Regions from separate parts of the Homo sapiens genome. Here region 2 is linked to region 1. A link is a contact called in ENCODE Hi-C or POLR2A ChIA-PET data. All regions are on one chromosome and are shown on one strand. The core of a region is the stretch at or near the end of the contact, and the rest is flanking DNA. Distances in the headings are between cores, read along the strand shown. Region 1 overlaps LINC03006 (long intergenic non-protein coding RNA 3006). Region 2 overlaps VKORC1L1 (vitamin K epoxide reductase complex subunit 1L1).

Region 1 (3,780 bases), core at 931-3,430:
CAAATTCATTCATTCACTCATTCATAGAGGAGAAGGGAAAGTTCTCCTTTACAGTAGAATTCCAACCAATAAATGTATAATGAATGATGAAAACAGAAAATTGGCCAGGTGCAGTGCCTCACTCCTGTAATCCTAGCAGTTTGGTAGGCTAAAGTGGGAGAATCGCTTCAGGCCAGGAGTTCAAGACCAGCCTGAGCAACATAGCAAGACCTTGTCTCAAAAAAAAAAAAATCAGCCAGGCACGATGGTGGATCACTTGAGCCCAGGAGGTCAAGGTTGCAGTAAGCAGTGGTTGCGCCACTGCACTCCAGCCTGGGCAACCAGAGTGAGACCCTATCTCAAAAACATATATAAAATAAAATAAAAAATTAATGGAAAATTACCACTTGCAAACTGTCAGGTCTGAAATTTGATTTTACCCTACTTACAAACTAATAAATTAGCCTCTTGCTTGTTTTATGGATGTGGCCAAAGAAACAAGACTGCTGGCCAGGCGCAGTGGCTCACACCTGTAATCCCAGGACTTTGGGAGTCTGAGGCGGGCAGATCACGAGGTCAGGACATTGAGACCATCCTGGCCAACGTGGTGAAAACCCACCTCTACTAAAAATACAAAAATTAGCCGGGTGTGTGGTGCACGCCTGTGGTCCCAGCTATTCAGGAGGCAGAGGCAGAAGAATCGCTTGAACCCAGGAGACGGAGGCTGCAGTGAGCCGAGATCACGCCACTGCACTCCAGCCTGGGCGACAGAGCAAGACTCCATCTCAAAAAAAAAAAAGAGAGAAGGAAGGAAGGAAGGAGAGAGAGAGAGAGAAAGAAAGGAAAGAAAGAAAAAGAAAGAAAGAAAGAAAGAGAAAGAAAAGAAAGAAAGAAAGAAACAAACAAACAAACAAGACTCCTGGGTCAGAGACAAAGGACTTTATTGCTTACAGCATGGCAAGCAGCGTAGGCAGCAGGATATTTGCATCAGTTCCCCTTTCCCTCCAACTTCCATGGGGTAACACAACGTGGCCCAGATGGATGCCTCAAAGATGGTGGGTTTGGATCACAGCTGAGGAACACTCAGCTCAGGGAATCTATTGTTTTTGTTGTTGTTGTTTTATTATATATTTTTTTATTTTTATTTTTTATTATTTTTTTGAGACAGAGTTTTGCTCTTGTTGCCCAGCCTGGAGTGCAATGGCGCAATCTCGGCTCACCGCAACCTCTGCCTCCCAGGTTCAAGCGATTCTCCTTCCTCAGCCTCCCGAGTAGCTGGGATTACAGGCATGCGCCATCATGCCCAGCTAATTTTGTATTTTTTTAGTAGAGATGGGGTTTCTCCATGTTGGTCGGGCTGGTCTTGAACTCTCAACCTCAGGTGATCTGCCCACCTCGGTGTTTTATTGTTTTATTTTTGTAGAGATGGGGTCTCACCATGTTGCCTAGGCTGGTCTTGAAATCCTTGCCTCAAAGGATCCTTGACTTGGCCTTCCAAAGTGCTGGATGGCTGGGCACGGTGGCTCACACTTGCAATCCCAGCACTTTGGGAGGTCAAGGAGGGTAAATCACCTGAGGTCAAGAGTTCGAGACCAGCCTGGCCAACATGGCAAAGCCCTGTCTCTACAAAAATACAAAAATTAGCCAGGCATGGTGGCGTGTGCCTGGAGGCTGATGCAGAAGAATCACTTGAACCTAGAAGGCGGAGGTTACAGTGAGCCGAGATCGCACCACTGCACTCCAGCCCGGGTAACAGAGTGAGAATCCATCTCAAAAAAAGAAAAGAGAAAAAAAAATCAAGGCTCATGCCTGTAATCTCAGCACTTTGAGAGGCTGAGGCGGGCGGATCACCTGAGGTCGGGAGATTGAGACCAGCCTGACCAATATGGAGAAACCCCGTCTCTACTAAAAAATACAAAATTAGCCGGGTGTGGTGCTGCATGCCTGTAATCCCAACTACTCAGGAGGCTGAGGCAGGAGAATCACTTGAACCCAGGAGGCGGAGGTTGCAGTGTGCCAAGATCGCACCATTGCACTCCAGCCTGGGCAATAAGAGCGAAATTCCATCTCAAAAAAAAAAAAAAAATCAAAGTGCTGGGATTATAGACATGAGCCACTACGCCTGGCTGAAATCTATTGTTTTTATACCAAGCAGTGGGCAAGCCTGCTCTTTGTCCAAGAGGAAACATTAACTTGTCTCTGAAGATTACCAGCTGTGTAAACAACCCTGAGAAAAGGCCCAAATAAAGAGCATTCTTGGGCCTTGCATTCTTGGCACACCCAGCAAGACATGTAAGCACACAACAGATCCATGGAGGACTCTCAACACAAAGATCGCAATAAAAATTGTTTCAGGCAAAAATTATTGATGGGCTGGGTACAGTGGCTCAAGCCTGTAACCCCAGCAATTTGGGAGGCTGAGGCAGGAGGACTGCTTGAGCCCAGGAGTTTGAAACTCACCCAGGCAACAAAGCATGACATCTCTACACACACACACACACACACACACACACACACACACACACACACACACACGTTTTAAATTAGCCAGGCATAGTGATGCAAGCCTGTAGTCTCAGCTACTCAGGAGGCTGAGATAGGAGGCTGAGCCCAGGAGGTTGAGGCTGCAGTAAGCTGTGTGATTGCACTACTGCACTCCAGCCTGGGCAACAGAGTGAGACGCTGCCTCAAAAAAAAAAAAAAAAATCATCGATGGATGCTTAAATTAGTAGGCACTGTTATGATGAAAAACAGAACAGTCACATATTTTCCCACAAGATGCTTATTAAATACAAAGAAAAAATAACAACTTTATAGTAGAGCAATCTAGCAAACATTAACCAAGTGAACAAAGTTAACATCACCAGGAATGGGAAAAACTGCTGACATCATGTGACTCTTCCTACGATGCCTTGAAATGACACATAATTTCTCTGGCGTTCTTGCCAAATATGAATAACCTGCATTTTTTTTTTTTTTTGAGACAGAATCTCAGTCTGTTGCCCAGGCTGGAGTGCAGTGGTGCGATCTTTGCTCACTGCAACCTCCACCTCTTGGGTTCAAGTGATTCTTCTGCCTCAGCCTCCTGAGTAGCTGGGATTACAGGCACGTGCCATCAGGCCCAGCTAATTTTTTCTATTTTTAGTAGAGATGGGGTTTCACCATGTTTGCCAGGATGGTCTCGATCTCTTGATCATGTGATCCGCCTGCCTTGGCCTTCCCAAAGTCCTGGGATTACAGGCGTGAGCCACCGTGACCGGCCGTAACCTGCATTTAAACATAAGGAAACATGAGGCCAGGCGCAGCGGCTCATGCCTGTAATCCCAGCACTTTGGGAGGCCAAGGCAGGCGGATCACCTGAGGTCAGTAGTTCCAGACCAGTCTGGCCAACATAGTGAAACCCCATCTCTACTAAAAATACAAAAATTAGCCAGGAATGGTGGCAGGTGCCTGTAATCCCAGGTACTCTGGAGGCTGAGGCAGGAGAATCACGTGAACCCGGGAGGTGGAGGCTGCAGTGAGCGGAGATCGCACAACTGCACTCCAGCCTGGGCAAAAGGGCGAGACTCTGTCTCAAAAAAATTTTTTAAAAAATCATAAGGAGGCCAGGCACGGTGGCTCAAGCCTGTAATCCCAGCACTTTGGGAGGCCAAGGCGGGCAGATCACGAGGTCAGGAGATCCAGACCATCCTGGCTAACATGGTGAAACCCTGTCTCTACTAAAAAAAATACAAAAAAATTAGCTGGGCGTGGTGGCGGGCGCCTGTAGTCCCAGCTACTCAGGAGGCTGAGGCAGGAGAA
Region 2 (3,780 bases), core at 672-3,171, 210 kb after region 1:
TTCTTGAAGTCAATACTGTAACCTCATTTCTAAGGTATACAGGGTTGATTCTTTTTCTCTTAAATCATATGTAACTTGCAGAAGATTCAGAGTCCTCAGACCTCTAGTTCTTGGAATTCCTGTAGGTTTACGGTGTATGTGATTGTCAAGAATTAATGACAAAAATGTGTCACTGCCTACAGTTCTGTGAACACTCAGAATGTATTAATGAGCTGTTTTTCCATAGTTTTACTTTAGCTTACCTTGAATACTCCCTGTATAATCCTCTAAAAAGGTAGCATCGGCAAGAAAGATGAATCCGTTGGAAATACAGCTGAGCCATACTTCACGGAATAGAACAAGTGTGTTCTGTGCTGGAGCTCAAGACCTGTGGAAAGGGACTGCCCCCACTGGGTGCAATGGCTCATGCCTGTAATCCCAGCACTTTGGGAGGTAGAGGCGGGTGGATCACTTGAGGTCAGGAGTTCAAGACCAGCCTGGCCAACATGGTGAAACCTGCCTCTACTGAAAAATACAGAAAAATTAGCCAGGATTGTGGTGTGCGCCTGTAATCCCAGCTATTCAGGAAGCTGAGGCAGGAGAATTGCTTGAACCAGGGAGGCGGAGGTTGCAGTGAGACGAGATCACGCCACTGCACTGCAGCCTAGGCGACAGAGGAAGACTCCAGCTCAAGAAAAAAAACAATGGACTGCCCCTAATTTGTAAACCATTTAAATGTGTCTATTACATTTAACTTTTCTTAATGTTTGTCAACTAAAAGTTTTATTCATTATACTTTGACATACTGGAACACAAAACTTGATTCCTTTGAAAAACTAAAGAGAAGTTGATAAAAAAAATACAGAAGCTCTAGATTCCTAATTGGAACTGACTACACTCATTTTTAAAAAATGGACGATGCCTAATAAAACCACATGAAATTAACTTTATTCTTTCTTTCATGGAGCTTGCACAGGAAAGCTAAAAAGGAGGGTCTGTGTGGAGACACGGGGCTCAACCACAAGAGAGGGGAAAATCAAGTTCTATAGCAAGAACCATATTGGAGGCCGGGCACAGTGGCTCACGCCTATAATCCCAGCACCTGGGGAGGCTGAGGCGAGCAGATCACCTGAGGTCAAGAGTTCGAAACCAGCCTGGCCAACATGGTGAAACCCCATCTCTACTAAAAATATTTTTAAAAATTTAGCTGGGAATGGTGGCAGATGCCTGTAGTTCCACCTACTTGGGAGGATGAGGCAGGAGAATTGCTTGAACCCCAGAGGTGGAGGTTGCAGTGAGCCAAGATTGCGCCACTGCACTCCAGCCTGGGCGACGGAGCAAGACTGTCTCAAAACAAACAAAACAAACTGTATTGGTTCATTGTCTTTCAACTGACTGGACACCAAAAGGAGTATTTTTCCAAAGCGTATACTTCAAATCAGAATTGATGCACCATCCTTGCCTTACTGGAGCCCAGGAAGAGAGGGAGGACAGATTCCTTAAGGAAAGACTGTGCTCTGGGAGGGGGCAGGTAGCGTCATTTTGGGGTGTAAAGGCATGGAATGCTGATTTGTAGGCAAAGTTGTTTAAGGAGGTCCTGTCACATTCAGTGGCATCCGTTATGATAAAGCCAATAGGCTTTTACACTCATCTGTCCATTTCTGTCAAGACCCTATGGCTGAGGTCAAAACAATGTTCTGGGAGAACCAGTTACCTCTAACCTTCCAATTCAGACACTGCCAGCTTAACTATGTAGAAACTGGCACACAGACCCTGTTAAGTGCTGCAACAATGACAGCGTTTCTATGAATTTGTTGGTACATGTGGGACTTTAGCTCATCTGAGGAGTCGAACAGCAGCTGTGAAAGTCTTCTACTCACTCCCTGTCGAGGCTGGCCTGGTTTGCTACACAAACACGGTGGCCCTAGGACCATGGGGCTATTCCTGCAGACGCCCTCGGGAACCAGCTGCTCTGAACGTGGTGGGGGTGTTGGAGCAGCAGTTTCTCAAAAGTCCACACACAGTTAAAGCTCTGAAAACAGCACGACGCACAGAAATGATTTCAGATGCTTTTCAGTAGCCACTTTCATGCCAACTCTTTATTTCCATAATAGAAAATCTTTTATTTCCACCTTTAGTGTTCCCTGCTAGAATAGATGACCACAAAACCCAGGCCAGAAACGTTCTGGTCTGCCGTGAACAGTCCAGGAGGCACTTGTTCTGCTGCTGTGGAAGTCGCCCTGACTCGGGGAGGAAGGGACACGCAGGTGGTATCAGTCTTGCTCAAGTAAACAGGCTGTTTTCCAAACATTGTGACTTGGCTACTGAGTGGGGATACCTGGTTTCATTGGCAATCTTCCAGTATCTCTCTCGCAAAAGGAACGCTGCACTTTTTGGTTGTCTCTGCCGAGTGAAGATCCCCTTTTTATTCCCCAGCACTCTCGTCGGTGCTACAAAAAAAAAAAAAAGACACAAAGCGATTCAGATGTCTTCTGATGGGTCAAGTTAGAACCAGTCTGGAGCTAAGGTAGGCACTAAATAGAAATGTCTTTTTTTTTCTTTTTTCTCCCTGTTGCCCAGGCTGGAATGCGGTGACACAATCATAGCTCACTGCAGCCTCAACCTCCTGGGCTCAGGCAATCCTCCTGCCTCAGCCTCTCCAGCACCACCATGCCCGGTAATCTTTTATTTTTATTTTTTAGTAAAGACAAGGTCTCATTATGTTGTCCAGGCTGGTCTCAAACTACTGGGCTCAAGCAATCTGCCCTCCTTAGCCTCCCTAAAGTGCTGGGATTATAAGCACAAGCCACCATGCTCAGCCAAATGTCCTCTTACAGTTTCAGGATGCTTGCTCTGAAGTGACAATTTATGGGTTGAAATATTTAAATACCACTGCTCTGCCCAAACACCCAGGTTCCCTGGTGTGTTAATTTCTAGTTTTCTAGTCTGTTAGGGGAAAAAAACCCAAAACAGTGGCCAGGTGTGGTGGCCAACGCCTGTAATCCCAGTGCTTTGGGAGGCTGAGGCAGGTGGATCACCTGAGGTCAGGAGTTCAAGATCAGCCTGGCCAACATGAGGAAACCCGCCTCTATTAAAAATACAAAAACTGGCTGGGCACATTGGCTCATGCCTGTAATCCCAGCACTCTGGGAGGACAAAGCAGGCGGATCACAAGGTCAGGAGATTAAGACCAGCCTGGACAATATGGTGAAACCTCATCTCTACTAAAAATACAAAAATTATACAGGCATGGTGGTGGGTGCCTGTGGTCCCAGCTACTCAGGAGGCTGGGGCAGGAGAATCGCTTGAACCCAGGACGCAGAGGTTGCAGTGAGCTGAGATTGTGCCACTGCACTCCAGCCTGGGCGACAGAGTGAGACTCCATCTCCAAAAAAAAAAAAAGCACTAAAAGTTTATCTTTTATTTGCAAACTAAGGTTTACATGCTGGGTACCCAGCTGTCTGGTAACTGGGTAGGCAGAGGGCTAGGGGTATCTGGGACAGTTACCCTTGAAAAGCCTTGGGCCTTTCTGAAGAGATAGCGCCTAGTGGGAGCCAGGGTCCTGACCAGCCACAGGTCCCTGCGTGGGACCTACTCATGGAGTTCAAAGTCCGCCGGGGCTGACGTCCAGCTTGGCAGCACCCACCACTGGTGGTCATTAGGCCTGAGCTGAGCCTGGTGGAGGAGCACAGCTGGCAACGACCTGTCAGGGCTGTGCTCTCAGGACATTCTCTGTCCCCAGTAAGACCACCACTAAATGGAAATGTTAAATGGAAAGGGGGCTTTCCCCACCAAAAGGTT

The links. A loop is a pair of places that touch in the nucleus more often than their neighbours do. ChIA-PET counts read pairs that join two places held with the same protein, here RNA polymerase II (POLR2A). Pooled maps may share reads with other maps.
Region 2: a map of head of caudate nucleus shows a loop between it and region 1 (3-fold over the local background). The contact joins two enhancer-like sites. A Hi-C loop is called at or near these places in 3 of 168 maps with a recorded cell type or tissue (aorta, head of caudate nucleus and ovary) and 3 of 50 pooled maps. POLR2A ChIA-PET finds 5 or more read pairs at or near these places in 4 of 52 experiments (H1, MCF 10A, OCI-LY7 and 1 more).

Annotation. Positions count from the first base shown.
Region 1 is chr7:65,743,636-65,747,415 of GRCh38, forward strand. The region is part of intron 2 of LINC03006 (long intergenic non-protein coding RNA 3006); the gene reads right to left. Among named protein-coding and RNA genes, the nearest start is that of SNORA22, 10 kb to the right of the region's middle. Within about 2 kb of position 2,181, at least 8 of the 41 ENCODE cell types and tissues checked have a DNase peak (open chromatin) inside an H3K27ac peak, as active enhancers do.
Region 2 is chr7:65,958,635-65,962,414 of GRCh38, forward strand. It overlaps VKORC1L1 (vitamin K epoxide reductase complex subunit 1L1), which reads left to right. Exons shown (of 3, transcript NM_173517.6): 3 at 1-924. GUSB (glucuronidase beta) reads right to left here. Exons shown (of 12, transcript NM_000181.4): 12 at 2,050-2,429. The coding sequence ends at 2,263. Among named protein-coding and RNA genes, the nearest start is that of GUSB, 22 kb to the right of the region's middle. Within about 2 kb of position 1,922, at least 3 of the 41 ENCODE cell types and tissues checked have a DNase peak (open chromatin) inside an H3K27ac peak, as active enhancers do.